Linked DNA regions of Mus musculus: regions 2, 3 and 4 are each linked to region 1. A link is a loop called in an ENCODE intact Hi-C map of the cell type or tissue named here. Cell type or tissue: gastrocnemius. All regions are shown on one strand. Each heading gives the region's core, and the rest is flanking DNA. Links, peaks and the distances in the headings are about the cores only.

Region 1 (7,624 bases), core at 2,424-6,423:
GATCATGGTTGCCTGTCTGGAACACAATGAGGTGAGTTATGTTCAGCTCATGTTCCTGGTGGGGCAGTGAGCGCTGGGAAGGAGAAGGGCATGGTGGCCCATAGCTTCTGAACACATTCTAGGACTGTGGTGAGCACATGATCAATGCTAAGTGCTGTTAAAGGCTTCGTCTTAGAGGTTCTCAGCTCCAACTGTCAGAACAGACTGAGATGGCCTATGACATAGAAGACCGTTCAGTTGTCTTTTCTAGTGTTTTCCACTGCGAGATGAGGGCTTTGTTTTTCCTGTAACACCCAGCATTCGGGCCAGCTAGCAGTGGGTGTGGGGAATGTGGGATGGATCCTAGTAGCACTTAGCACACTGTTTTTGTTGAATCTTAGAATCTTGTGAGATAAGATTTATATGTAACTGATCTGCAAGTCACTGTGCTGCAGCTAGGAGCTGCTGGAGAAATAACCCACACGCACACTTTATTTGTAGCTAAAACAAATCAGATCTTAGCCCATCACGGAGGACTCTCGGGTAGACAGTCTGTCTCCTCAGCAGATTTCCGTGAGGCGGGGCGGCAGCCTTCATGGTGTTGGTTTCCCTCAGGAGTGCTGTCTTCATCGCTGTGTCTCTCCGCCAGGTGCTGGACATCCCCAGAGTGCTGGACATGCTGAGGCAGCAGAGGATGATGCTGGTGCAGACACTTGGCCAGTACACCTTTGTGTACAGAGTGCTCATTCAGTTCCTGAAAAGCTCCAGGCTCATTTAAGCTCCAACACTGTTTTTATGGGGACCCAATCATGCAAAGTGTTTACAGCTTTAAAAAAAGGAAAGAAGAAAGCGCAGCTCCTACTTTGTTCCCAGTAGTCCCGCGTAGGGATCCTGACCCGGCAGTGTGCTAAGCAAGAGGCCAGGAGGTCTGTGGGACCTGGCCCAGGCTGACGAGGCACTGCTGCCCCGGCCACAGCTGCCCAGTTTGCTGCACTTGCACAAGGTCTGGAGATTGTATTTTCTAGACAGTTCTCTGTCTTACTGAAGCTGCACTGGGCAGTTCTGGCAATCATTTAGGCACAGACTTCTATCTTAAACTATTTTTTGATAATGTAATTTTATGACTAAATAGGGCTTTTTCTTTTTTAGCTAGAAGCTGAGCTTTTATGGTGGGACATCCACAGATTGTGTGGTTCTCGAGTGACTATTTAAAACCATTATAAGCTTTTGTTTAAGTACAAAAAACATGGGGGAACTAAGTGTTTTATTCATGAAGTCCAAAACTAAAGAAATCTAAAAGTGTTATTTTGAAACATAGAAAGCATTTTTATATTCAGAATATTTTTTAAAAGTTATATATTTGTACCTTCTATATTTTCCAAATAAGAGCTCAATTTGTTATGATACTGAGTTAATGTAAAGTTGGGGATAAAGGCACGTTATTTAAAACTCTAAGAATCAGATTCACTATTTTTTCAGTATTAATAAGCATAAATTGAGTTTGATTTTTATTGACTGAAAATGAAGAAAGCAAATGCATAGGATGGGTTTAAGCACTTTTTTTTGTTTGTTTGTTAAAAACGAGTTCGATATATGTGGCTTTATATTTTAAACACCAGTGGACATTTTCCAGGAGAAGGGCTCTGAGTACGTAAGCTGACCGGGGGAAGTGTAAGTGCATGCAGTGCTCACACAAAAGGCGTGGCCGCTACGCAAATGCAGTGTTACGCCCACACCGGGAGCTGAGACGGAGTGGAAGTTAAGGGCTGCTCCGCACAGGGAACTCAAGGCCTGCCACCTTCCGTGACTGATTGTTTATTGGGGTTCTTCCTGTCTTTTCCCCACAAGCAAGCTCACGTTTACATTGCCATCAGAGAACCCCGAAGAGGCTTTGTTTCCTTTAGGTTGAAAGAAGAAAACGGTTAACGTGAGGTTTCTTTTCCTAAACCACAGCCCAAACTGATGGGGCCACCAGAAACTGCTGTGGTGTTCAGGCGGTACTTGAATTTAGCACCGTAATCCTGTCCTCCCCCCCCCCCCCCCCCGGAACAGTTCTAGGTACTCGGCCTCCCTCTTCCATCCTATTTGGTTGGGCACATTCTCTATTGGTCAGAAGTGTGTCAGGTTTGAAGCAGAAAGTGTTCTTGGCCCAGGCTCAGTCTCCTTTGGGAGATGTGGAGGACAAGCTGGCAGGCTTAACTGAGGTGTGTCATGTTCATGTGTGTCCGTGCCCCCGAATCCTAGGCTGCCGCTTCACAGTGTAGACCTTCTAGAATGTCCGATCTAGGACTAGCTCCCAAATGATACTGTCCTGCCATCATTCTGATTTGACTGTTTGTGGTGAGCATCGCCCTCCATGACAACTGTGCTAGCCCAGCTAAGCACAGTGGACTCCAGTGGACAGCACCCCAGGGTGGGGTTGTGTGCTCTAGTTTCCATCTCAAGCCTGTGACGGACAGGACTTTTGTCAAGTTTGCCCCAATGGTACGCTGTTTGAAGAGGCTTTCCTGTCACCTGAGCATTTGGAAATTTCCCACTGACAAGAACATTGTAAAACAAAACTTTAATTAAAGAGTAATATATGGCATGTTCGTGTTCCTGTTGCAATACTTTGATAAGTAAATTCCTACGGGGCAGCATTATACCGTTTCAATCTGTCACCCTTCAAATGTCACATCCTTGACATCACTTCTTCGGAACATTAATTTTGAACTTAATTACAGCTAGCAAATGAGAATTTCTGAGTGAAAATAACTCTACGTTATTGTATTTAGGAACAATATAGTTTTCAAGGGCCAAATCAAAATTAGGGTTTAAAGGTTTACTGTGCCTGAGTTGAGAACGTTACTGGCACACATGTTGCCAAATGTATGCAGTGCTTCATGGCTCACTAAGGATTTTAGTTCCTTGATAGTATTGATGTCAAACCAAAGTTATCAAGATGTACATTTCCACAAAAATAGGTTGTAAACCAATGTTTGTACTAGTTAACTTTGGTATTTCTGGCCTCGGTGTTCCTGATTACTGGGGGCTTTTACTGGCATTGCTGTAGTTTTGAGGCCAAGCACCTTGATTTTAGAGCATGGACTAGAACTGTAACCGGTCATCGTTTTCCTCAGGAGCTCCTACTGCGAAGCGCTTAGAAAGCCATAGACTTCAGTATTTAAAACTTTTTGGCAAGACAGATGTGCTCCCTTAGAAACTTCCAGAAAGAGAGATGCCTACCTAGGAACACAGAGGGGAGGGCAAGGGTGTTGATATAGCACTGTGTTCACATCATGGCGTGGCTGATTCATTTCACAGAGGCAGAGACTCTTCCCTTTTGCTTGCAGTGTAGAGATAGAAGTTGTTTAATATATGTATTATATATGTATATAATATATAAATTATATAAAGTATATCTTATATATGTAATATATATTATATACAATACTTATATAATATATACTATGTTATATATTCATACACTCTTATAAATATTTCTTAATTATATGTTTTGTAAATATATCATTTATATATTATTTAAATAATGTTTATACATAATATATAATATACATATATGTGTACACGCACACACACACACATATAAAATGTTAAGACAGTGTAGTCTGTGATGGACTGGAGCGTACTCTGTAGACCAGGCTGGGCTTGAATTCCTTGAGACCTGCCTGCCTCTGCCTTCTGAGTGCTGGGGTTATAAGTAAGGCTTCCACCACCATGCCCGATTTAAATTATGCCTTTAAAGGAGACTCCTGGGTATAAATTTAGTAAGAAGAGAGCACATGAGACAAGATAAAGTGATCTTTTATTTGAAATTCATTTTTAAAAACTAAACCCCAGGTGGGTCTTTTTGGAGTGACAGCCGAGAGAACTTTCTATATCTCTGCTCTAGTCGTAGTAAGTGAGATTATGTCCAGGAAAGGGGAGGGTAAAGGCCACTCTGCAAGCCTGGGTTGGATAGAGATTGCAGAGAACATTTGATGGATTCTTTGGTTGCATTAGTGGCATCACCTGGGGATTTCTGTCAAATCTCAAACATTCTAAAGGCTCATTGCATGTAAACCACACAGTCACATTTACTTCTGCACACCATGCAGTAAGTCATTGTGTTAATTCCTTTGGTTTGTCCCCCAAAGCCATGGTGAAGGGGTAGGTGGGGAGTGTGAGGCCAGCAGAGAGGGGAGGTGAAAGGTAGGAATTGTAACCACCAAATCTCTGTTGTGTCCTCTGAGATCATAGAGCGAGCGGCTGCTTACTGCTGCACCCTGGTGGTGAGACAGGAGAATAAACTCTCTGCTCTGCCAGGCAACGAGGACTGAGACTCACAGGTCAGGCCAGATCAGTCCGAGGTTCATAGGAAAATTCACAGAAGTGGTTATCTCAGCATTTTCTGCAGGAACCTGAATGGTGCATGGGTGGTAAGGTGCCAGATGTGGGGCTTAGAGACGAAGCAAGCGTGAATACTGCCTGAGAATGTGGCTGTGAGGCGAGGTGAAAGGGTGAGTTAGCAAAGCACTCTACATTTCCCAGCATGCTTATCTACCACCCTCTTCCTGGACTGGTAGCTGGATTGAGATGGGAAGTTTATAGAGCCAGCAGAGGGGCACTGCCAAGTGCAACAGCGCCACCTGGAGGCTGTCTTTAGATCATCGCATGTGTATAGGAATCAGGTTTTAAACCATTAAGATTGGTGATGTGTGCTCACAAAATTAAAGCACCTTGAATAATTTGAAGTTCATGAACAGTTTTCAATATATTGACGATTAAGCTGTGGATAATAATATATCAAGAATGCGTGCATAAACGTGTGTGTTTGTGTGTGTGCCCGCGTGCCCCTGCGTGTGTATTCCTTATTGAAGCAGGACCAGTTTTATTTCTGGACCTTTACCTACTAAGCTATTTTACTACCCTTGGTTTTTAAACTGTACATTATTTTAGTTGTGAGATATGAATAATACCCACTTGAGCATGCACTTGAATTTTAAATTTTCACTTTTTAGTAAGGTACACATATTAGTGCTATGAAAAGGTATCAGATCACGTGGAAGTGATGGACATCGAGTGACTGATCTTTTTACTGCATTAGTTACTTTTCTGTTACCATAACAACACACCACGACTAAGGCAGCTTTTAAGGAAAGCATTTCACTGGGCTTAGAGTTTCAGGAGGTTAGAGTTCATGACTGCCATGCAGGGAACGCAGCAGCAGCAGGCAGGTGGTGCTGCAGCAGTAGCTGAAAGCTCACATCTTGCTCCACACGTAGGAGGCAGGGGGAGCTAACCTCGAAAAGCCTGTCCCCAGTGAGACGCCTCCTCCAGCAAGGCCACACCTCCTCATCCTTCACAAACAGTTGCCTTACTCACAGTATTTTATCATAGTGACAGAAAAGTAACAAAAAGAGTTGATGATGGCAGAGGAAAGGCAGGATGGCAAGAATAGCTGAGAGCTCTTGATGTACGAGTGCGAATGACACTGAGCCTTTTGAAACCTCAAGCTCAACAGACTCCTCCCCGCCTCTGCAAAACAGCATCTCCAATAAGGCCACACCTCTCAATCCTTCCTAAAAAGTTCCGTGAACTGGGGACCAAGTAGTCAACATAAGCCTCTAGGGGCCATTCACATTCTCATTCAAACCACTACATTTACAGTATTTTTCATGTAGAGTTAAAAAATGTAAAAAGAATTTTGGTAAATCTTAGAAATATCTATCTATGCATCACTCAAATTGTATATATTGTATGTAATATAATTTAAATTTTTGTTTATATAAAATATACACATTAATATTATAGTATATATTACATATATACACCTAATTTTAAATAACATCATAAGGGTATTAATGCTAATTACCAGACATGAGAAATACAAAGTTGGTCAGGGACAATTTATGAGATCACCAAACAACATAGGCTATTGTCATTGCCCTTGCTCTTGATTTCCTCCTAGAACTTGAATGTAAGTCCCTATTGTTGATGACACCACACACAATAGATACAGGACTTGGAGGAATCGAGCTGGGTCCAAGCTTCTCTCTGGAGTGGCATGGTACCAGAAGGAGCCATTGAAAGCTGAGAAGGAAGAAGAGTAATCAAGAATCCTATCCAGATGTGATACCTACGAGCCACAGAGAGGACCAGATCTGCAAGGTATTGCCAAAGGTACAACAGTGGCACGTAGACTGTGTGTGTGTGTGCATGGCAGTTTACAACTCCCGTCACTTAGGGAATCAGGGAAGGATCCAGAATTCTATGGTCATGGAGGAGCACTGATTATCAGCTTCTTCTCCATGGCTTGCTCAGCCTTTTTTCTCATACAACTCACCTGCCCAGGGGTGTGGTCCCACCCACATCAATCATTAATCAGGAAAATGTCCTGCAGGCCAACTTTGTGATGGCATTTTCTTAGTTGAGGTTCTCTCTTCCCAAATGACTAGCTTAGGTCAATTTGACATAACAACTAGCCAGAACAATTCAACTAACACACAAACGTATCACTATTTAGCTACAGCCTTTTGTGTTTACCCCCGAGATCTCATGTTAGTACCAATGTCTCAGTGAGTGTGGGATGTTGGTATGGAGTGGGGAGGTGGACGCAGTGCAAAGGGACCCATGGCTGCTGAGGCCATAGAACCTAGACAACCTACTCATGCCACTTTCCTAACCCAGTATAATTTCTAACTGCACCCTACATATTCATTCTTAAATCCACAGGTAAGTGTAGACCTCACCACCCATTAAACTAGCTGCACATTGCAGGAATTTCTACTACAGAAAGACACAATGTCAAATGCAGAGAACCGCTAATGGGCTGCCCAGCCCTAGCTGACATCACAATTCCTTCACCAGATCCCAAAGCTTAGGGAGGGGAAGATACGATCCAGAGGACGGGGATGTCTGCTGTGAGATTATGTTGTCTATATACGATAGGAAAGTTGATATCATAAACTCTCAATAGTATGGCTGCTCAAACAAGATCTGAACAATGAAAACACCAGTTGCCATCCCAAGGTAGAAGGGAGAAATCCTGTGTCTATATGAAGAGCTACAGGCAGTTTATAACTAAGAGGCTAGTTGACCTTCCTCAGGGATAACAGCTCTCTCTCTCTCTCTCTCTCTCTCTCTCTCTCTCTCTCTCTATATATATATATATATATATATATATATATATATATATATATATATAGTGTGTGTGTGTGTAATTTAAATTATAAATTTCAATAATGTTTGAATATCAATGATATACTACAGCAATTTGCCTGAAAAAAGTTAGTCTTAATAACAAGATTAAAAATATAAGAAACCTTAAATCCATATGAATTAATATTTTACTACGTTCTCCTTTTAAAACTGGGAGTTTGTGCCATGAAAATTAGCTGTCCTGCATCCCTGTTTCTTACCATTTTGCCTGTAAATCTTTACCTAGCCTCCTTTGGATAGGAATGAATTAGCGGTTAGCCAGCCAGTGACCAGGGGATCCAAAGACACAGTTACTTCCTCTCAAGGAACTTATCTTCTAGAGTGTGGACATTATTGCAAACAAACAACACAGTACATACTGCAAACGAGTAGAAGGGTACAGCACTGGAGCAATCACTCAAGAGTCACAGGAGGTGACATTTAAGCTGAGCTATAGAGAAAGCTT
Region 2 (7,624 bases), core at 2,298-6,297, 72 kb before region 1:
GACTATAACCCCAGCACCAAGGAGACTGCAACAGGAAGATCAGTTAGTTTGAGGCTGGCACAAGCTATATGATCAACAGCAAGCCAGCTTGAGCAGCACTGTATGAGAACCCGTCTCAAAGAGTAGAACCCTGAAAACAAAATCTATTTTGTTCTGGAGGGTGAAATATATACATACATCTATAAACTGCAGGCTTTCCACTGGAACCCAACATGAAACTGTTAATCCTAAGGAATTTCCAATTTGGGAGTGTAATGGTGCTAAGAGTTTGCAGGGGTCCTAGGTTTAAGTAAAGAGGAAGGAGAAGGAAAGACTGGGAAGCAGCAGAAGGGAAGGAGCTGATCAACTGTGAAGATTCACTGGCACTCCAGAGGGCCTGCCTCTCATCCATTCTTTAATTAATTATTTTTCATAAAGTTTGACAAAAGCACCAAGGACCCCAAACCCGAGCTCCCAATCATCAATCTGCTGACAGCCACTAACGTAGCTCTCTCCACAGCCCATGTGTCTATAAAGAGTAGTAATACTGCCACCCATCCCAGCAGTACTTCCAGAAACACAACAACTATAAGCACATGTTTTAAAAACTAAAAAATCTTTTTTGGAGTTTGTGAAAGTCAGTGACAGGACTGAATGTATCTCAGTGACACACTGGGACCTCACCCTGGCCATCAATTAGCACAGTTATACACGTGCAGTGGGCCTCACACAGCTGGCACCACTTAGTATCAAAAAAAAAAATTAAACAGTTAGAACTAAGAAAATTCTGGTTCTGCTCCATTTTTTCATATCCATGAGGAGTCTTATATCAATCCTGAAAAAACCTGAAATCTACCCACCAACTGTCGGGTACAAACTAGTAATTCTTAGCTTGTTCAGTATCAGGTTCCTTCTGGTTGATGTATCTACTAATATTGACCACATGACTTCAGAATGGACCAGTTTAAAAGGATGTAATCACCAGTGTACAGACCACAGGCTAACAGCCCAATTATATCAACTTAATGCTTTCTCTAGAAGCTAAAGTTTCCCAAACAAAAACCGTAGTTCTGAGGATGGCCTTGCTTTCTACTTCCTTAGATCTCTTTTGTATCATGTCAGAAGACAAATGAACTCTAATCAGTTTTTTTTTGCATTTAATCTGTGATAAAGATGTTTAATATTGAGGAATGTAAAGAAAATCTAGTCCCATAAATATGTACCTTGAGTATTTTAACAGTCTTTCTAGACCTTTCTATCCTTCTATGACACTACACTGAAACTCAAGCAAGTATTTATTAACAATATGGAATCTAATATAATACCAACTGACTGACTGTACTGTTGGATGAAAATCAACCTACACAACCTTTACTGCCTTTTACCTCTGCATACGGTAATGTGGAGCAGGCACTTAGAAAGTGCTAGTTCACTGGTGAACCAAGGACATACAGGACATTTCATTATGTAAAGTCACACTGTTAGTGCCTCCACAATTTTACCACAGAAATCTTTTAGTTCTGGGAAGCTCTCAAGTTCACAGAGGGAAACCCAAACTTTCAAAGTTTTAATTTTCATTTGTAAGTTCAATCTGTCATTGGCAATAGAAACTTTTGGCTTTTTTTTCTGGCCTACAAGTGCACAAAACCAGTTTATCATTTCTTAGAATGTAAAATGCTTTCTACTACTGTGATAAAACACTGTGACCAAAAGGTAGTTGGTGAGGAAAGTATTTATTTCATCTTATAGCATATGGTCCGACATCTAGGGAGATTAGGTGAGGCAGAAAACTGGAGGCAGAAAGGAATGCAGAGACCATGGAGGAGTGCTGCTGACTGGCCTACTCTGCCTGCTTTCTTAAAGCAGCACTCAGCTACACCAAACCAGGGCACCATGCACAGTAAACTGTACCCCCCCCCCCAAGTCAATCACTCCTACAGGCCAATTTGGTAGTGGCATTTACTCAATTGAGGTCCCTTCTTCCCAAATGACAACAGCCTATGTCAGGTTGACACTTCAGCTTCATATAGCTACCTTACTTTGCAATCACTAATGCCTTTTCTGAAAACAAGCGTGTATCAGCTCAGTACACTACTATTTTACAAGTACTTCTCTGCTCTTACAGTCAAAATACTAAACAGTGTCGGGTTTGGTTTTGTTTTTGGAGACAGGGTTGCAATAGCCCTGGCTATTCTGGAACTTACTCTGTAGACAGTAGGCTGGCCTTGAACTCACAGACACTCCTGCCTCTGCCTCTGCCTCTGCCTCTGCCTCTGGAGAGCTGGGACTAAAAGCATGGGCCACCACCTCCCAATTGAGAAGCCAGTTTTAAAAACCATTTTTTTTTTATCTGTCTCATTGATAACATTCTAGATGGAACTTTTTTTTTTAAACTACAATTATTTGACCAAGAGTTCTAGTAAAAGCTGGTGTGACCTTTTAAACTCACTGCTTTCGTATAATCCAAGTGTAGACATAGTGTAATGTCAAGCCTTCTAACCATTATGAAAACAAATTTGACTCCAGGGGTCAGTAAGGGTCTCAGACCCTGAGTTACTATTTTAAGGTACCCATGATTTACAACTAAAGCCACCATCAGTGGGGTCAGACAGGCTTCCTCCCCCAGGCCTGTTCAAGTACCTGAAGCCTTTGTTTCTATTTGTACAACTGGGATATTATCATTTACATTTTAATGGCTAAACAATGCCTAGCTCAGAGTAAACACTCATTCTGAAAAAACAAACAAACAAACAAACAAAAACAAAAAAAATCTAATACATAAAACTTACTGAACCAGCTCTGTGGCAAATGCCAGAAGCCTGAAGCATATAATGTTCATATCCAAAATGAGAGATCTCAAATTAAAGGTCATGATGAGAAAGTAACAACAGGAAAAACAGAACAAAATTCGAACAAACATGGGTGCTTAAAAACACGACAGCTTCAGCCGAAGGTTAGAAAAGCTAGACTATTTCAAAATAACATCTTAGACAGGAGATGGGGGTGGGGGAAGGGACCTCGGGGTGCTGCTATAGATGGCTCGATGGAACGAGGGGAGAGGAAAACCAGGGCTCTCAAGGCAGACCACCCGAAGAGCTCTGGGGCAGAGTCACTCACACATCCAGGCAGCTACAAGCCCTACAGTAGTATATGGAGGCGAAGGATGAGAATCGACTTACCTACGTAAGCTCCTAATTCTTGTAATTTCCCCTTAATGGCACTCTGAGGGAGAGAGAGAGAAAAAAAAAAAAAAAAACAGCAAAGGTGCCTGTGAAAACCGCGACAGTGAAAGAGCCGCCCCGCGCAACCGGGGGGTGGGGGAGGGGACGCCGCCCCCCGCGCGGCGCTTCCCGCAGCCGCCGCCGCCGCTGCCGCCCAGGTGCCTCTCACGGGCCCGCTGGAGTCCCCAGAGCCGACCGCCGCGCCTGCGCTCCGTCTGAGGCGGCCGGCGCGGAGGAGACGCTGCAGGCCGGGCCCACCCGCCCCGTTACTCCTGGCAACCGCCTGCCCGCCATGCCCAGCGCCCGCCGACGCGGGCCTCACCCGGATCTTGCGGCTGATCTCGGTGCCGATTTCCATGGCTCGGCGGCGGGCGGCCGGCTCGGCACTGCGCGGCGCCTCGGTTACCTGGAGCCCGCCGCGGGCTGCCACCCTGCAGCCTGGGCCCCCTACGCCGCTGCCGCTGCCGCTGCCGCCGCTGCCGCCGCCGCTCCGCCTCCGCCGTGCGCGTCCCCGCCCCTGCTGGCGCCCCCGTGCAAGTGGGAGCCAACGCGCATGCGTCTGAGCACACACGCATGCGCGCAATCGCGCGCGCGTGTGTGTCCCGGGCAGGGGGGCGGGGTCCGGAACCTGTGCTCTGGCGACCACTGCTGGTGGCTCATAGGACGATGGCCTACGGGGTTACCTGGTTTCACCTTCCTCTTTCTAGGCTTCGGGGGAGCCTTTCCTTTTCCTTTTCATGCTTTCTCATTTGCGAATTTTAGTCTACAGGTAATCAGGATGAAAGTATGTATAGCTCAAACATTATGAGCCCTGATCCGAGTTCAAATCTAACCCCAAGTATCACTATGGGATTGAGATATATATTATCAAATGACAAAAAGGAGATTATTTTCTAGAAGATGTACTATTATTACACTTGATGAGGTAGAGGGACGATATTCAGAACCCATGACCTTACTTTAATTCTATAGGGATGTTTTGTTTTGTTTTGTTTTGTTTTTTGAGACAGGGTTTCTCTGTGTAGCCCTGGCTGTTCTGGAACTTGCTCTGAAACCCATGCTGGCCTTGAACCCAGTGATCCACCTGCCCCTGCCTCCTGAGGGCTGCCAGCTGCAGGTAGCAAGACTGGCAAGTGTCACCCTCTAGTGTTACAACACCCTGCAGTGTTGACCAGTGTGACTGGGAAGTTGGGGCCCTCTAGTGTTAAGAGTTGGTGCGCAGGGCTCCGTTATTGGGTGTCAGCCCTGAATGTATTAGAGCTCCTTGGGCCTAGAAATTGGGTTTGCTAATCTCAGTCTCAGCTGGGATTGCAGTTTCCTGAAGGTCCTAGGTACTGGGATTTCTCAGGCCATGGTGGTAGCCAGCGATACAGCTCTCAGTCAGATGCCTGGCACACTTGGCCCTGAAGACCTGACAGTTCTCACAAATTCTTGTGACCGGGGCCTGCAGGTTCCCTTCATTGCTTTTTACGTCATTGCTTTTAATGCTTAGGCTCTGAGCCTCCTGTTCCCCCTCTCAGCTTCTTACCTTATCCTGGCCACTCTTGAACAGCTCCCTCCCTCTTCTATCTCCTGCCTCTCTTTGGGTCCACACAGCTGAAAGTGGGTCAGAAAAGAGAGCTTGAGAGAAGCCTCTTGTTAAGCCTGCTGTTGTAACCATAGGGTAAGCTGCTCCCGAGAGTGCCCCTCCCGGCCTGAACAGTCTGCTTCTATAGCTCAAAATGGGATGTTTGGATTAATCACAGCTATTTGTTTTGGCCGAGCCTAGCCATATGTTGGACTAATCAGAGCTTTGCCTCTTAGCACCAATTACAGCTATCTGTCTGGTCTGCTAGACCACAAGGAGAAGAGCTTGCCCTCTGGCCTAGGAAGAGATAATTGCAGGTTTGTTTGAAGTTCTTCAAGGCTCGGGATCACAAACTATCAGGTACAAAATCTTTCCAACAGCCCTCATTGGAGCCACACATTCAGGAGCTGGGACAATCAGATCGACTGCAGTCTTTATGTAGTTGTTTCAAGGTGGAATGCTCAGGACTGTCGTGGATGCTGGTCTAAGAGCAGTCTGGCTGTTTGCTAGGCTCCTTCATTTAAGACATCCAGGGCAGCAAAAGAGAGTTCAATGGCTGCTAATAGGTGTTCAAATTGTTCAAACCCTAACAGCTTTGCTGGATTATAGGAAAACAAGCATCGGAAGGAAACTGAGAGAACCTGTCACTCGAAGTGATGATAACAGATCTGAAAGTTCTTTAGCATACTCCACTCCCCTAGAGACAAGGAGGTCAACCGGCACTTCCCTCATACTGTCATCTCCCCGTGCTAACAATGACCGACTCTCCCATCTCAGCCATGTTGTTGCCTGAAACCCACTCCCAAAATTTACGTAGCTATGTCCTGTCCGCTTCATTTTCTTCTGAATTCAGCATTTTCAGTGCTAATTCATCGTTATCGTCTGCAATTCAAATTTATTTCTACGCTAGATTGCTTTCGTTCTCCCCGTTCCTGACCACGAGAAACATGGAAGAATCCTTTTCCAGAATAGATATCCAGAAAGGTTTTTCCATTCTCCCCACATTCCTCCAAGTCGCTGGGTGGTTTGGAGTATGTTTTGGTGTTGGTGTTGGTGTTGGTGTTGGTGTTGGTGTTGGTGTTGGTTTTGGTGTTGGTGTTGGTGTTGTTGTTGCTGTTGCTGTTGGTGTTGGTGTTAGCTTTGTGACAGGGCCACAGTGTTTGGACTCAGATTCCTGTTCCACCTGCTTAGCCTCTGAGGTGCTGGGACTACAGGGATGTGCCAACTATGCCCATATTCTTCTTTAAAAAAACAAAATCTTTATTGGTTCTTTGTGAATTTCACATCATATACCCCATCTCCCCATCCCTTCGTACCCGCCCTCTACCCTTGCAATCTCCCCCTAAACAGAAAAAAAAAAAAAAACTCATTGTAGAAGCTATAGTGTGTCCCACAGTATTCCCTTTTGTCCACACTTCTTAGCTTGCAAACATTCATTGGAACCGCTCATTGGTTTAGTACAAGGCCTCTGGCTTCTGCTACTCTAGCAATACTGGAACTTCACCTGGACTCCTCTTAGATATCCTGTTGTTGCTCTGTGTGGTGAAGACTCTGTAGTTTTGGATCTATACAACTAGTTCCTTCATGCACTGCAGCAGTTCACTGATGCAGTAGGTGCCGGGGCGGGCCAATTTAAAGCTCTAGATCTGGGTATCCAAGCTGGTCAGCCACAGGCTCTCATGCTTTCCCCAGCACCAGGCACATCCAGGGCCAGCTCTACCTGCTGTCCAGGAGAGGTGCAGGGCCAGCTCTCCCACGTGGTTCAGCTGGTGAGGGACATGGCCATAATCCTGAGGCCAGCTTTCCCACCTGCCACCCTGTCCCAAGCGACAAGTAAGGGGTGGATTATACCTAGCTTAAGGGCTAGTTTCTACTAATCAGCAATCGGTGCCTCATCAGAGACCACAGGTTTAGCAGTTTAGAACATACATGCTTCTTTTCTCGGAGTTTCCATTAATCAGCAACGTAAGCCCAGCTTGCTTGGATCTTAAGCTCAGAGTCTCAGCAGGCCTCAGCAGAGGTGACAGACAGGAACTTGACTAAGGAAGAATTTCATTCCAGGCTCATCAGCAGGAAATGATGTCCTGGAATCTTTGGGAGCAAAGGCTCCATCTTTTTGCCTGCTATGGTCTAGAAGCTGTGTTCTTATTCTAGAAGATGGCCCACAGTTCTATGCCAAGAACATCACCTATATGACTGTTCTCTTAACTTAGCAAAGATAAAGATGACCCTCCACCCTGCAGCACACCCTGGTTCCTCTGTTAAGGACTTTTGTCTCATTCAGTTGGACTTAAGTGAGTTAGGACCTTTTTTAATATCTCTATATCACTATATCCATTAATTAAAATAATCTGTACTCCCAGGAATTATAGAAGAGTAGAAATCACAGGGCCACCCTGGATCTGGCTGCCATAGGACCCCTGACCTGTGACAATTCTTTTTTGTTGGTTTGTTGGTTTGTTTGTTTGTTTGTTTGTTTGTTTTGAGACAGGGTTTCTTTATGTAGCAGCCCTGGCCTCGAACTCAGAAATCCACCTGCCTCTGCCTCCCAAGTGCTGGGATTAAAGGCGTGCGCCACCACTGCCCTGCTCGACCTGTGACAATTCTTCTGGTATCTGTAAGGAAATGACTATGATGTCTTAGGTTTCCTACTGTGACTATCAATTTATGTATGCATTCACCCTCCCTAGCAAAATGATGGACTGAGTGCCATGTGCCTTATATTCCTACAGAAGTTCCTTCAGGATGGTAGGCACACAACAAACATTTATCAAATACTTGTAGGTTAAAAGAAGTCAAAGACTTGACTTGCAAAAACAATTCTCCCGGGTGAATTCAGTGATCACAGAGTCATGAA
Region 3 (7,624 bases), core at 2,404-6,403, 60 kb before region 1:
CTCATGCCTTGCCATGGGGATGTTTCTGCCAAATTCACATGACTGAGGGAAACAGAGCTTAAGTGCATGGTTGGTAAATGACATCTGTAGACTGTGAAGAAGTTCAACTTGGTTGTCTAAAGCACCACTTGGGTTTTAGGATCATTTTCTATTTTTAAATTTCTTTCATTTTCTTCCCGATTCAATTAACACGTTTTTATTTAGTGCCTACTGTCTGCCCAGAACTGCCCTCGGAATTCTAAGAGGTATAAATGAAGCCTCTACGAAACAATTTATAATATTCCTGCCAAGTGCGGCAGCCACGGCGTGGCTAGAACTTTTTTTTAATCTTGGAAGTAGAGCCCTAAATTGAGTCGGAGAGGCGTGGAGGGTTGACATAAATGGAAAGGGGTCTGGTGGCGCTGCCCCCTCTTTGTTGGGGACAGTGGGCATGCTGGAGAGAAGGTAATTAGAGTGGCCAAGGACGCACTCTAGACCACACATAGAGGTCTAGTAGCTGAACTTCACCTTGGGCGAACACTGGGAAGGACTGACAAACCCGAGGGAGAGTAACCATGGGAGTAGTGCGAAGAGGAAGAACTCTGAGGAGATGAAGCCAGGTGCTCGCGGTGTGGTTTAGCAAGAATACAGTATAATAATAAGCACTGGAGTCCCGCTGAGGGCAGCTCCTCTCAGTTCTCTCTGAGCTACTTCCATGGTTACTCCTTGGCAGTAGTCCTTCCCAGTGGTTCTCCAAGGTAAAGCTAAGCTATTACACATAAAGGGGAGATCTAGAGTGGCTTCCCTGGGCTTCCTTATTTCTAGAACTCTTATCCCTCTGCTCCCTAGTGGATTCTGGGGAGCAGCACCTCCAGCCTGCTGCCCATTTGGGTCAGCTTTCCACTTCTCTCCAAGTTCAGAGTTCCTACAGAGGAGCAGTGTGTGCTTGATGGGAGGAGCAGGCACTTAAAGCGGGTAGGGTAGGGGGCGTGTAGAAAGTCTTGAACTGTCTTCAGCAATGTTCAAGAGTACTCCAACAACCCCAGTTTCTTTACAGACCACCACCTAATAATGCAACCAAGCCCTTTCTACCTGGACTCAAAATAACCTCCTCTTCACCTCCCTTTTTTCTTCTTCTTCAAAGCTCTGCTTTATTTGGAAACTTAAAATAACTGGTCACACGGTTAAAAACAGCAGCGGCGCGCCCCCTCCCCGGTGGCCGGCCGCAGCTGTCCGGCCTCCCCCGCGCCCTGCCGCCCGCATTCCAACTCTCTGAGGTCACGCGCCGCCGCCTCCCCGGATCCGCGCGCCCGGCCCTAGGGGAGGGACGCGGGCCCCGCAGCTCCGGCCCCGGCCCCCGAGCTCCCCCAGAGAGTGCCGCCGCGGCCCGGCCAGTGCGGGCAAGGCGTGCGGTCGGCGCGCGGGCCTGGGGCGCGGGCGACCGAGCAGCAGAGGCTGCGGCGGCTGCGAAGGCGCGGAGCCCAGGGAGGCGGGACGCAGAGCCGGAGCGCGGCCCCGACCCGGCGGGAGCCGGAGCAGGTGAGGCGCGGGGGACTCGGGCAGGGGCGTAACAAAGAGCGAAGTCTTCCCTTGCTCGCTCTGATCTCCTAGTCATTTCTAAAAAGAGTCTGGAACTTCTATTCCGGACTCCTCCGCGGATAGTTGAGGCTTAGTTCTGGATCGGGGTTTGAAATCTTGGGCATATTTGTGACTCTCGGAATATGTGGAGTATGAAGGTTGCCGTATAACTTTGGCAACAAGGGGCATAAAGGAAAGTCTGTTTGGCAACTCCTTGTTTCGGTTTTGGAGCAAAGCGTCTTTACTCCTGGAGGAAGAATTCTTGGATCTGCAAATTCCGACTTGTGATTTCTGTAAACCCTGTTTAGATTGGCTGCTCTGAGCATGCTTGTCCTATCCCCAGCCGCCGCGGCCGAGAAAGCCTTATGATTATAAAGAATGTTAGTAAAAACCTTCTGAATCTTTATGAGCTCCAAGGAACCACTGCAGTATGTCTAATAGTTACTGACCCATGTTTTCTTTTCTCTTTCTTTTTAAGTTTTGGACAAGACAACAGTTCCACACTGGAAATAGTTGTTTTGTTTGTAGGCCATTTGGTTATATGCACAAATGTTCTGTGAGAAACAGGATTGATTTAAGGCACTAAGATATAGGCGTTCTAAAAATGTTAGGCTCTCTTTTTTAGTGAATATTTAACGTTAAAGGAATAGTGGCAAAGTTCCATGAACATGTGGTGACTGACTTGAGGTGTGACTCGAGTTAAAGTCTCTGGTGAGACTCAGAGTTAAAGTAAATTTGAGAAACCTCTAGAAGGGGGTATGGCTAAGAAAAATGAGAAATGGACTCGCTAACAGTGCAGAGCATCTTCTGTAAACCCGTGAAGCAGGATTTAAATATGCATCTTTTCTTATTCTATAATGGGATGATTTTATAGAGAAATTAGCCTGATTTTCTCTTTTAAAGGCTATATATAGTCTATTTCATTTAGTAGTTGGCACCTATACCAACCCTCTCCAGAGTATCTTAAGTTTCTACCTCTTGGCTGTAATATTGAAACATAAGTTATGGCATCATCAAGATATATTAATCAAACATAAAATTTTAAGTTACTAAGCAGTTTTTCCACAGTAGGTTTTATATGAATAATCAAGAAACCAGACATTCTTAGGAGAAGATGCATAGAAATTTAACAATCAAATGATAACAGTTGCCCAAATAAAAAGAGAAAACATTGGTTTTTCCTCCTCCCCAGTGCTGTAAAACATTCCAAATCTCAGCGACAACTGGAAATTTGAGTTTGTCTATTCAGAACTTAATAATTAAGCTATATAGTGTAGTATACTGTGTTAAGGGCATAGTTCCATCTTTAGAGTGGAGACACTAGCACATTTGACAGTATATAAATCAGATGTCTTCCCTTTGGACGCATGAAACTTTTAAAAATATACGTTAATGTTTTAGTTGCCACAATTTGAAGACTGAAATCTACAACTTATGAGATAATACTTTGCACACTACACTTTCGTTGTTGTTTAGGTTTAGAGAAGCACAATTAGTGTATCTCCTAGGTAAAAGCTTGTTTAACTTTTTAAAAGTATTTTCATTTTCTTGATTTTTTTTTTCATTTTTGCTCCATTGTTCATACTCTGGAAACAGCAAAGAATATTGAAAAATATTGCAGACAGAGACTTTATCTTATTATAGCACACACACACACCCGCCCGCCTCCAATTCCGTCTATGGAATAGTGCTTTTACCCAAGTAAGGCAGTCAGCAGTTACTAACATACTGCTGTAGGTTCCCCTTTTGTTCCCTGGCCTTCTTCAACCCCAAGTTTTTAAAACTTGTCTTTCTGGAAAGAAGGGGGAGCTCTCACTAGAGAGCTCCAAAGAGCCAAACAAACAAAAATTTTAGGAACCTTGACCATGTCCCTACTAGTGATACAGCTCTGAATATAATTATAGAAGCCTGCAATCTCCTTAAGGACAGAGACGGCTTAGGGTTCGTCTTAGATTTCCTCAAGATGCTCATTGCGCTGCCTTGTGCTCAGAGAGGCAGAGCACATTTGTGGAATGGAATCCCAAGACGTTACGTTTGGCAATCTAGGGTCATAGCTAAATCTCATTTTCTAGCTCAGCCATTCCACAGGCTGGGGTGCTGATGACCTCTGTGGCTGAGTCTCAGACGGTGAGCAGGACAGAAAGGAGCGATGAAGAAGACCAGGGAGATACAAAATAGTTAGGTCCTTATTAGCGTGAAACCGAGAAAGCTGTTTCTGCCGAGGCCTGCGTTCGGTTTGTCCTGTGAGGCTTATGGACGGATTCTCCCATCGCGCAATCTCGCACCCAAATAGGTAATCGGCTAGGATCCAGCCTTACTAAACAATTTATCCTCGGAGGAAGGGGCGGAGGTGAGAGTGGAGGCAGTGTGAGGAATGGAAATAGCTGAGATCTTTGTAAAATTGTTAAGGAGAAAACATTTCTAGTTGACATACATCCCAAGTTGTTGCTCGCCCCCTGTTCATTCACCACAGAAGTTACTATCAATAAGCATGGTTAAAAAAATAATGTGTTTTGGGGGGAGCTGTTATGTGGATACGGCCTCAAAATGCGCGCCCAATCTCTCCCTGCCTGTAGGGCTAACGCCGGCCCCTTTAAATCCACCCTCCTCCGATCACAGGGGCCGGTCCTTTCCGAGCACGTCCGCCCGGAAACGTCCGCGGCCGCAGGCGGAGGGTTCCGGGGCTTCTGACATTCCCTGTTGGCCAGGCAACCCCATTTGTGCTTTTCTCCTAGAGGAGGGGACTCGGAGAAGCGTGAACGGCGGCCCCCCGCTGCCCTTGACTTCATGGGCTTGCCCAGCTTTACCTGTCCTCTTTAACCAGGATGGTGTTTAAGGCCTCGCCCTTTTCTGTAGGTGAGCGCCCACAGCTTCCTTAGGTGTCCCTGTTCAGGAGAGGAGTTGAGAGCACGCTTTTTAGAACTGCTATTGTATGGTTCGAGAACTAGCATCAGTAGGGTGCTTATAACTTGTTTATTCACAGATCTGTGTGGTGATGTTAATAATGAACCAGGAGGGACTAATAGAAACGCTTGTTGAGCACTTCATCTCCGTTGAGTCTCGCAGTGGCCATATGTTAGGTAGAGGGGATTATTTGGAGTTCAGAGTTAATTTGCCTGAAGGACTGGTTCTCTTGCTGTGCACATGACAAACACAGGAACTGAAGACACCGGAGTATTGAGAAACTAAAAAAGAGTTATCGATGAAAAAAACAAAAACAAAACCATACCTTCAAACTAGCAAGATGACCAGTATTGTAGTTAGTTATAGACGTACTGGGCATTATCATTTAATTCTTCACAAGCCAGGGCTGCAATCACTAGTGGTGAGGTAGAATAAGGGGTGGGGTCCGACCCTCGGCCCCACCCCCAGCCCGCGTGATAAACTTTCCTGCCACCTCCCTGCTCCTGTTAGAGCCCTCTTACTCCAGCAAAGGCAAACGTAATTCTTTATACTCAGTTCCACCTATTTTTATTTTCCTCTTTCCTCAGCGCTGGCGTGGATGCTGCCATCGCCTGGTCTTTGGAGACTCGGTTGCTTTTTAATGGCAGCAGCGGCTGTTGGGTGAACAACTAGAGACTAAGAGTTTGTTTTGACGGGAGGGTTGCTTTTGCTTGGCGCCATCACTGCTGGATTGGTCCTTCCTGGCCCTTCCTCTGTTGAAGGGAGAAGATGCCACTGCCATTTGGATTGAAATTGAAACGCACCCGACGCTACACTGTGTCCAGCAAGAGCTGCCTGGTTGCCCGGATCCAGCTGCTCAATAATGAGTTTGTGGAGTTCACTCTGTCTGTGGAGAGCACTGGCCAGGAGAGCCTAGAAGCTGTGGCCCAGCGCCTGGAGCTGAGAGAGGTAAGCTGCAAAGGAGGCTGCAGGTCTTTTTTTCTTCACTCCTTACCTCATGGAGGCTGTGTATCCTACCTAGTCTACCTGACACCAGAAGCATGCACTTCCTGTCTGTGACTGCAGGATGAACCTGAAAGCCCTCCTCCCAGAGAGGAAGGAAGAGATCAGAGCAAAAGTGGTACCCTCTGGGGGTGCTCCAAAAAGAATTTACAGTGTCGATTTTGAACGTGTTTGTAGCCTATGTCCCTCATAAAGGCAGTGGAGAATCAAATGTGCATGTATTTTGCATTTTCCAAGTTCTCATTTATTATTAAATCCTAATTTCTGGTCAATCTTATCAGTCTTCATGCATGCATGTATGCATTTATTCATCTGTACAACATACATTTTCTGTTTTCTGTAGGCCAAGAGTCATAAATGCCTGAAGTTTGCATTTTGGTTTTCTCACCAACCAGTTCTATAACCTGAGGCGAATTACTTTAGATCCCTGAGGCCCAGTTTTCTATCAGCACCGTGACTCTAATGGTGGTGCCTATTGTTGGAGTGGTTGTGATTTAATGTGCACATAGAACCACAAGCACCCGTCTGTTACAGTAATCATAGGAACCCGTGTCCTGGGATACGCTGCAGTCTATTGAGTAGAAGGTAGTGGAGTCCTTGGATATCCCCAGGAAGTCCTAAATTTCAAATCTTTTGTAAGGCCTGTTAAAAGAAAGAGCACTAAGCGTGGGACCTTTCCCGTGTTTGGCTCCCTGGAGCAGGGGTAAGGAAAAGAAACTGGGTCTTATAAATGACTCGTTATATTCCTAGCTGGGAATCTCACATAAATACAGTGGTTCATAAAAAGTCAGGAATAGATAAACTTCGCTCTAGGGGGAAAAATAATCAGTTGATTATTTAGTTGGAAAACCTGTAACTGCGAACCGTAGGCATTCAGAGGTAGCCACTGGTAGCTTATCCTAGTGCTGAGAGCAGTGAGACCATAGGTGTTGCTGCTTGTTCTAATAGGAGCAGGGAGGGAGGACCACGGAGGTAAAGCTCCTTAGGCAAAACGATATCTGATCTGTGACCTCGGTGCTAGGTCCTATCAGGCTGCAAATCTCTGTCCCTTTAAAAGTAAAGTAGGCATTTCGTTGTCCTTAAAAGATTTAGACCTACCTTGATAGTCTAAAGATAAGGTAGGCTTTTTAAACCAAAGCGGCTTTTTGCTTCAGCGAGTCCTCTCGAGGATGACTGAAAAGTGGTTCAGGTGCAGCTGCATTTGCTGGCGGAGAGAAGTGGAGTGGAAGCTGGGGATATTTAGGATCGAAGAAGCAACTACTGGGGAAGAGTTAGCCAGGAGTTGAGCCTGGTACTTAGGCTGTCAGTAGATTGTGGGGACTGTAATTAAGAGAGGAAACATGAAAAAGCTGGGTTCAGCTTGGGAAGTAAATGCTAGGTTTGAGGTGCAAGTTGGTACCACTTGGTCTGACTAGAGATGTTGAATGGGGAGGTAGGTATGCTTTTTGGAGGGCCAGGCAGGAGATTTAGGCTGAAGGAAAGAGGCTTGGGAATCTCTGGATGCTGGGAGAATTGAAGCCAGGAGGGAGGTAAGGCTGTCCAGGGAGAATTGGAGGAGGCAGCACATCCTCTGTGTTGAAGAGAGGAGGAGAGAGCCTTGGAAGAGACTGAGTGGATTGGAGTAAAAACCAAAGCAAAGCGAAAACCAAGCTGGGAAAGTGGGCCTCCATGATTGTCCTCCTGATGTGCATTTATTCAGCTGTCTTTGTATTGCCTTCACTTACTGCCGTTCCCTAGCGCCCCATTTTGCTACCCCCCCCCCCAATTTTATCCAGTTACATCATGTCCACCCTAAAGCTGCAGAGAATCAACTCCTTAAGGACTGTGTTGTCTTTATTTTTGTAAGCAGAGCGTAAAGTGTGCTCTATAAATTCAGGAAGAATTGAGCTTGCCAGCACTGTTTTTTTTTTCTGTTAGTCAAGAAACTCAGATCTGGCTCGGTGGTTCAGAGAACTGACTACTCCTGCAGAGGAGCTGGGTTCAATTCCTGGCACCCACATGGTGGCTCACAACTGCCTGTACGGCCTCTGTGGACACTAGGCATGGACATAGTGTATAAACATGCTCTCTGCAGGCAAAAGTCTTGTACACATAAAATAAGTAAATCTTTAAGAAATCGTCAGCAACCCAGGGAAATTGCCATCTTCTGTTAGAAGCTCAG
Region 4 (7,624 bases), core at 2,319-6,318, 83 kb before region 1:
TACCTGGAATGGTTTCTAGTGGAAGGCATATTAACTCTGTTCTCCAGAGGAGTGGGGTTCTAGTCCCAGAGTCTACATGGTGGCTCACAACCACCAGTAACTACAATTCCAGGGGATCCAATCAAAGCTCTTTTCTGCCCTCCATGCAAGCAAAAAAACTCATAAATATAAAATTACAAAGCGAAGTATTTCAAGGTCATGAAAATCCTTTAAAATTCTTATTCTAAGCACTATCACTGCTGTATAAGAAGGGCGGGTGTGAGGAGGCGCACTGTTAGAGCAGCGCAGGCTTTCCTGACCACCTTTACTCTATATGCCAAGATCTACTGAATGTCGGACATTCAAGGGTAAATGAGAGATGAGAAGGTAGAGAAGTACCAAAAATTTTTTTACTTCAATTCAAGAAATGGTGACGTGTGACAAAGGGCAAGGAGAAGAATGCTGTGAGGACATTCACCAAATTCACAGTAAAAGCTTGAGGATAATTTCAGGCTGGGCAGTGGTGGCGCACGCCTTTAATCTCAGCACTTGGGAGGCAGAGGCAGGCAGATTTCTCAGTTCGAGGCCAGCCTGGTCTACAGAGTGAGTTCCAGGACAGCCAAGGCTACACAGAGAAACCCTGTCTTAAAAAAAAACAAAACAAACAAACAAACCAAAAAAGAAAGTAACTTCAGATTTGGCGATTCCTATCAGCTTAGTACCACAAAATTTTACACTGGCTCCAGCAGATGAAAAGGTGGACAGAATGTAGCAGCAACACAAAACACTCACCATTGGCAGATTAGAATGAGCATTCTATAAGAAAATTTTGTTATAAAAACTAGACACCTCAATATTTGACATCAAATGATTTTAGAGCTTCTATTTTAATTAGGGTAAGGGCATAACAATTCTCTGCCTGGCATTCTATTACCAGGTTCCAGCAAAGGAAAACAGACTGGTGTATTCATATAGTAACTTAAATAAATAACTGCACTGGGTCCAGGGTTCAGTGGAACAGGACCTTCCAAGCATGCATAAGGCCAAGAATTCAATCTGCCAGCACAGCAAAAAAGTAACTACAGACTCCTCTACCTCAGGAACTGTTATTATACAATTTTGTTCCTTTTACACATAAGTACAAATATAATATTTCGAATTAAATGGTATTAATATGAAAGTCTCACGTTTTTCAAAATTCCCTTTCTAATTTGTGGATTTTATCAAGTTTATGCATGTGAGAGTTTACTATGCTCAAAGAACTCCTATGACAGTTTCTCAAACTGGTAAAATCTTTTAAAGCCATGCTTCTAGAAGAATCTGACTCTGCTATTGTATGCAACAGGAATCTTTACTTTACACATTAAGACAAGCATGCTCAATTTAAAGAAGCAATCTCTTACCAGTACAAACATACTACATTGAAATTACCTGCAGAATAGTTAGTTGTCTTTGTTACAGACTCTTGAGCTTCAGAGATAGCCTTCAAAATTAGATTCTTGTTAGCTTGTTTAGAAGGTGGAAGAGAAGGTCTAAAAGAGTTTTAAGAAAAGGTATTTTTATAAAGTTTTCAATTTCAGTTCTTTACATGCTAACCATCTATTATGCTGTTGCTATACAGCCTGTCTTAAACATAGCAGTAGCAGTTACAGATTTTAGAACATGTCAATTAGATTGGAACCCTACAGCTTTTTCAAAGATGACTCCATATTAACATTTTCTCCCTCATCCATTTCTAGTAGTCGTTGCAATTCTCTCCAATTTAAGCAAGCCCTCTTCCATTAGCATGTATCTTCCAAAACCCAGGTGATGCTGTCAGACAGCTTAGTACCAGAGCACTTATCTACCATGAGCATGCACAGCCCCCAGGCTTCTTCCCCAGCACTGTCAAAGAAACAATCAGACAAAACCCTGCAGCTGCATCAGGCAGTTTAAGATTAATTTGCAGCTATGGTCACACACCTCCTCTCAGGCTTTGCTGGTACTGACACGCTGCTGGACAAGCTTCCTATGCGGGTCCCATAATCCTCATCTTCTTCCTCCTCTTCTCCATCATGGCTAAATCTTTTTACTTTAACAACCGAACTTACCACAGGCAATTTTCTCTTTCGAAAGTTTTCGTCCTACAATGAGATAAATTTAAGCTTACTTTGCATTGAAAATGAAGTTCTAACACAATAATATTTGTTTTCAATTTAAGACCATTTTAAGAAGTGAAAAGGGCTGGTGAGATGGCTCAGCAGGTAAGAGCACTGACTGCTCTTCCAAAGGTTCCGAGTTCTCACGGTGGCTCACAACCATCTGTAATGGGATCCAATGCCCTCTTCTGGTGTGTCTGAAGACAGTTACAGTGTACTTAGATATAATATATAAACTTTTGGGCCAGAACAGGGACCGAGCAAGTGAGGTTGAACGGAGTGAGCAGAGGTCCTAAATTCAATTCCCAACAACCATATGAAGGCTCACAACCATCTGTACAGCTACAGCGTACTCATATAATCAAATAAATCTTAAAAAAAAAAAAAAGTACTGAAAGGACTGGCTTTCTTATTAAAAAAATGAAAAATGTCTCCTCAAATAGCTAACTCAAAAGAACTTTTAAATTTATTTTATAACAGTTGCATACAGCACTGTTAAGGAAACTACTAAAAGTGAGTTATATGGTTGCTTAAAGCTAAAACTGACACATCTACATAAATACCAATAAGAAAAGCTAGCTCAAAATGCCAAAATCACAAGGCACATGTGCATGACATAAAAACTCCTCTAGACAGCCAGTCCAAGAGAGGACACTATTTAAGAGAAACACACAATGTGTTTAGTTACGTAAGTTATATTTGGAATCCACAACTGCCAATCTCTAGCCTAGCAAGCCAGAATCTATATACATCTATACGAACCTCAATACTCATTTTATCCAAGTTGTTTCTGAAGAAGGGGCTATAAGTGTCTTCTACGCTGCTAAGCACTGGTGGCTCACACAACCGTCCTGCTTCGGATACCTGGCTGCTTTGTACATCCAGCTGCTTGGCAGCGTGAGCACTGCTTTGCTGCGGATGAAGTTGCAGCCTGTTTAAGTGAGTACCAGTGTCTGCATTTCTACTTGCAGGTGGTCGATAAATTTCAATAGAAGGGCGAGAAGAACCGTATGTAAGTGTCACTGTAGGTTTTTTCTGAGATAAGGGATTCTCCTGCACAAAATTGAGGTCTTCATCAATGAGATCATCTGGTTCTGGCTTGATATCAATCACATCTTCAGAGGGTGCTGGTTCCCTCAGAGGTTTCACTGTTGACATTAGCCGGGTGGAAGCTCCATCATCATATGAATGTCTATAAGCGAAGAAAAACACAACATTATACCAAAACTAAAGCATTATTCACTAATCTTAAAGGAATGTTTATTCAGAAAAAAATTTAATTAAGTAGTATGGAGGCCTTTCAAATAGTCATTCACTACTTTCAAATTATAGTCATTCTTGTTTGTTTGTTTGTTTGTTTGTTTGTTTAGAGACAGGATCTCACTATGTAGCTCTGGCTGGCTTGAAATACACCCACCTGACTCTACCTCCCAAGAACTTTGATTAAAGGCTTGTACTAGGGCTAGAGGACTCAGTGATTCTGAGAGCTGGCTACTTTTCCAGATAATCCAGGTTTCATTCCCAGCACCCACATGACAACTAATAGCTATGTATAACTCCAGTTCCAGAGGCTCCTAAGCCCTCTGAAGAACTCCATGGGTGCTACAAGCACATGGTGCACAAATACAGACAAAACAGCCACATACATCAAATGAAAAAAGGTTAAAGGCTTATACTACCACGCCCATCCCTCATACTTTAAATTTTTATTTACTAAATGTAAAATAAAAAATCATATCTGGTCACCATTAGTTTATTCAAAAACTTGCTCACCATCTGTTATGGTTTGAACCTGAAGGGGGCGAGGGAGACGGCCAGAGCATTACTTGCTTTTCCAGAGGATTTGAGTTTAAGTCCCAGCATCCAAATGGTGACTCACAACCAGCTGTAACTCTACTGCCAAGGGATCGCCTATGCGATCTTCTGGCCTCTAGAGGCACCAGATATGCTCGGGGTTCACACACATGCAGGCAAAACACCTACACACATTTTTTTTTAAATTTTTTTTTAATTAATAAGATATGTTCCACAGAGGCTCATGTATTAAAAACTTGATCCTTAGTTCACTATGCTAATTTCAAGGCTATAGATCCTTTTAGGAGGTAGAGCCCAACTGGCCAACATAGGTCACTAGTGTCTAGGAACAGAGCATTGCTGATAATATCCAACCCAGGATCTGGTTCAGTTTTCTCTGCTCCCTTAAGGGTCCACTATGTTAGGAATCTCTTTCATGTGGTTTTGCTACATGAACTCTATCTAGTTTGCTGCTATGATAAACTGAGAGCCTGCTGAACTTTGAGCCAAAAACAAGTTTCCTCCTCCTCCTCCAATATGTCATATTGGGTATTTTATAGTAACAATAAATGACAAGGAGTAACTAATCCACGATTACTTCACTATTTCCAAAAATTGCTGAAAATAGGAACTAACAGACATAATAATTAACATAAGTGTAACATCAACATACCCATCTGGCCGTAGCAGATACTGGACTTTTACCTGACATTAGTGGATTTCTGCTCCTGTGAACTTGTAGAAACTCTGGAATCCCTCTTTTCAGGTCTAGAACTAGAAACAGCAAGGGGAGGGACGGCAGCTTCGTGCCTTCTCTCATCTCCCCGACTGAAACTGCTCTTGTTTGAAGGCACGTGACTATCGAAGATGCTGGCGTCAGGAGACTTTAGACTAGAGGGCTCTGCAAAAACAACAACACAACACATGATCCTGGTAATGTTTTCCTTATCCCTCCTTCCCCTCACCACCAGTTCAAAAGCAGTACATTCAATATAGAAAATATTTTAATTGATTACTTCAAGTTCATTAAAAAAAAATGTAAAAACTAGTCTCCTGAGGCCCAGGGTGACCGGATATACTAAAAAGGATGACCTAACTTCCGATTCTCCTGGCTCCACCTCTGGAGTATTGCCAACTCTGGGCGATTACTACTTTCCCAAGTGTTTTCAGTGGTAGGGACTAAACCTGGGGCTTCTTACATGCTAGGCAAGCACTCTAGCAATTGTTCCTCAAATACGATAGTTTAAAAGGCACCTGAGAGTATGGGCATGGGATATAAGAACTCCCTCAACAGTCAATTATTATCATCGTTGCTGCTACCACCACAAGAAAATTCCCACTTATGTTGTAAATACTAGGATATTTGCTGGGTGTGCTCTCTTCTCATTTGACATTGCTTTTAGTAGCTGAGTGGCATTCTTACACATCCTAATAGCTTATCTGGTTTATTCCCACCAGGCCTTTAGGTATCTTTCTACTATAAGGTAAAAGCCTGTGCAGATTTATGATTACGTCAGATACACGGCACTGTCATGCTCACGTCAAATCACAATAAGTTTATTGTTCTTTCAGTTTAAATGAACCACTATCTCTTCAAAGTTGCTGATGCTCTTCCAACAGCAACATAACTGAAAGGATCATATACTGATTGATTTCAGTAAGCAATCAGTTTTACATAGCTTACCAGTCGTGACAGAGCGCAGTTTATCTAATACACCATGGAGCCTAAAACAAAACACAAAACAAAACAAAGCCTTCCTTAACAAAAATTTTATTCCAATTGCCACTCTAAATCTGATGACATTACATCCAGATTAGCTGTTTCAAAGGCATTTAATGATACTAAGCCAAACTTTCCAATTATACATTATTTTTATTTTAAAAGGCCTTACATACATAGCAAAGAATAAAGAAAAAAAATTCTAACATTTACCCTCTGGAAGAGGAAGGAGGGGGAAAAGAGGGAGAGGAGGAAGCAGCAGCAGCACCCACGCCCTCCCACCTCGGGTGGGGGAGGTAGCTCAGCAGCACAGCAGCTAAAGTACTGGAAATTGAAGCCACAGCCTTATGCAAACCATGCAGCAAGCACTCTCTACTATCACTGATACACTGCCACAGCTCTCGTTACTTTTTGAGACAGGGTCTAAGTTGTCTAAGCTGGCCTTGAACTTGTGAACCTCTTACCTCAGCCTCCCAAGTAGCTAGGAATACACTGTGTCAGCAGATCCAAAACAGAAGGTTAGAAATGAACACATACAAGGCCCTGGGTCAACCCCCAGAACCAGAACCAAAGGAAAAAAGAAGACAAAAAAACATCGCCTGACAAGTCTTAACAAACAAAACAAAACAAAACAAACCTTGCTTCTTAGGAACTAAAGATCAAAACAGCTTATAGTAAAACAAGAGAAGTATCTCAAGCACATAATACTGTTTATGACAGCTGTTTTACCTGTGTGTGTGCACGTGTGCGCGCATGTGCATGCACACTCGCATGCTCTCTCTCTTCCTGTCTTCCTCCCTCACCCTCTCCTATAGGGTTAAACTAAGGACTATGTATACATGCTAAGCACATAGTCTACCTATGATCTACACTCCCTAATCTAGCAGTTAATATTTATTTTAACTATTTTAACTGGCTTCTTGAACAATGTAATTATGAAAAATGAATAAAGTTAAAAGAATTTTAAAATAGGCTATCCAACTTTACTATAACTCTTATTTTCAAAATTAAGCAAACAGGCTACAACTTTGCTTTAACATAACCTTTCTTAATAGCTACATAGAAGGCAATTTTGCACAGCCAATCTTTCAAAATTCCCTCACAAACACCAGAGTTTCCTATTGTTTCATTTAGGCTCCACTCACATGTCAGTTTCCTCATGGACACAATTATTTCAGGATTAAAAAAAAAAAAAAAAAAAAAAAAAAGAGTGGAAGGACCTCAGTGTAAAGTTATAAAACTGACAGCAAAAAAAACAAAACCCAAAAAAACACCAGGATAGGGTTGGGTTGAGCTGGGCTGGAGGAAGGCGGGAAGGACAGGGGATGACAGACACAGGACAATACACACCTTTACACACTAGGTTCAGCTGTGGCTAATAGAGCTGATTCATAGATCCCATGAAAGAGCTGGGTGTTGGAAGGCACCTGTAATACTAGCACTCATAAGGCAGACAGGACCTTGGGACTCATAGGGGACCATGTGGACAAGCGGTCTAGATAGACCAAAAGTAACTGGTAAGCTCTAGGTTCAGTGAGAAACCCTGTCTCAAAAAACAAAATGGAGCATGATCCAGCAAGACACCAATGTCCAATTCAGGCCTATAAATATAAATATACACACACATGCATGCACATCTTGTGTATCTACATACAAAACACATACATATACTAAAAAAAAAAATAATTAAAAATCAGGATAGTTGAGACGGGCAGTGGTGTCGCAAGCCTTTAATCCCAGCACTTGGGAGGCAGAGGCAGGCAGATATCTGAGTTCAAGGCCAGCCTGGTCTACAAAGTGAGTTCCAGGACAGCCAGGGCTACACAGAGAAACCCTGTCTCAAAAAACCAAAACCAAACCAAACCAAAACAAAAAATCAGGATAGTCTGTTTAATACTAGTGACCACTGGTGAAAGTACCAAAGTGAAGAAATGACTCCTTGCAAGAGAACATGTGAAACTGCATTTGTAGCACGATGAGAAACTCATTTAGA

The links. A loop is a pair of places that touch in the nucleus more often than their neighbours do. Peaks named below come from ENCODE experiments on the same cell type or tissue, not always from the same donor. Only the 100,000 strongest peaks of a DNase experiment are listed, where the experiment ranks them.
Region 2: a loop joins it to region 1, with 6 times the contacts of the local background. A loop is called at or near these places in 14 of 42 quality-filtered maps.
Region 3: it touches region 1 in a loop (2.1-fold over the local background); 15 of 42 quality-filtered maps call a loop at or near these places.
Region 4: a loop joins it to region 1, with 3 times the contacts of the local background. A loop is called at or near these places in 11 of 42 quality-filtered maps.

Annotation. Positions count from the first base shown.
Region 1 is chr12:98,671,683-98,679,306 of GRCm38, reverse strand. It overlaps Ptpn21 (protein tyrosine phosphatase, non-receptor type 21), which reads left to right. Exons shown (of 19, transcript NM_001146199.1): 18 at 1-31; 19 at 629-2,566. The coding sequence ends at 757. Among named protein-coding and RNA genes, the nearest start is that of Spata7, 47 kb to the right of the region's middle. In gastrocnemius, for the core only: CTCF peaks have their summits at 4,241 (motif pointing left) and 4,605 (motif pointing left); DNase peaks (open chromatin) are centred at 4,255 and 4,584; H3K4me3 peaks cover 732 bases; H3K27ac peaks cover 754 bases.
Region 2 is chr12:98,743,057-98,750,680 of GRCm38, reverse strand. Zc3h14 (zinc finger CCCH type containing 14) reads right to left here and starts at 3,713. Exons shown (of 17, transcript NM_029334.2): 1 at 3,523-3,713; 2 at 3,159-3,201. The coding sequence starts at 3,558. In gastrocnemius, for the core only: CTCF peaks have their summits at 3,842 and 4,392 (motif pointing left); DNase peaks (open chromatin) are centred at 3,074, 3,762 and 4,378; H3K4me3 peaks cover 1,907 bases; H3K27ac peaks cover 2,252 bases.
Region 3 is chr12:98,731,259-98,738,882 of GRCm38, reverse strand. Ptpn21 (protein tyrosine phosphatase, non-receptor type 21) reads left to right here and starts at 1,478. Exons shown (of 19, transcript NM_001146199.1): 1 at 1,478-1,518; 2 at 5,049-5,409. The coding sequence starts at 5,230. In gastrocnemius, for the core only: a CTCF peak has its summit at 4,165; DNase peaks (open chromatin) are centred at 3,878, 4,241 and 4,934; H3K4me3 peaks cover 3,139 bases; H3K27ac peaks cover 3,015 bases.
Region 4 is chr12:98,754,197-98,761,820 of GRCm38, reverse strand. Zc3h14 (zinc finger CCCH type containing 14) reads right to left here. Exons shown (of 17, transcript NM_029334.2): 4 at 5,596-5,636; 5 at 4,617-4,812; 6 at 2,880-3,309; 7 at 1,942-2,102; 8 at 1,411-1,511. Among named protein-coding and RNA genes, the nearest start is that of Zc3h14, 11 kb to the right of the region's middle. In gastrocnemius, for the core only: a CTCF peak has its summit at 3,917; no DNase peak of the experiment used is centred there.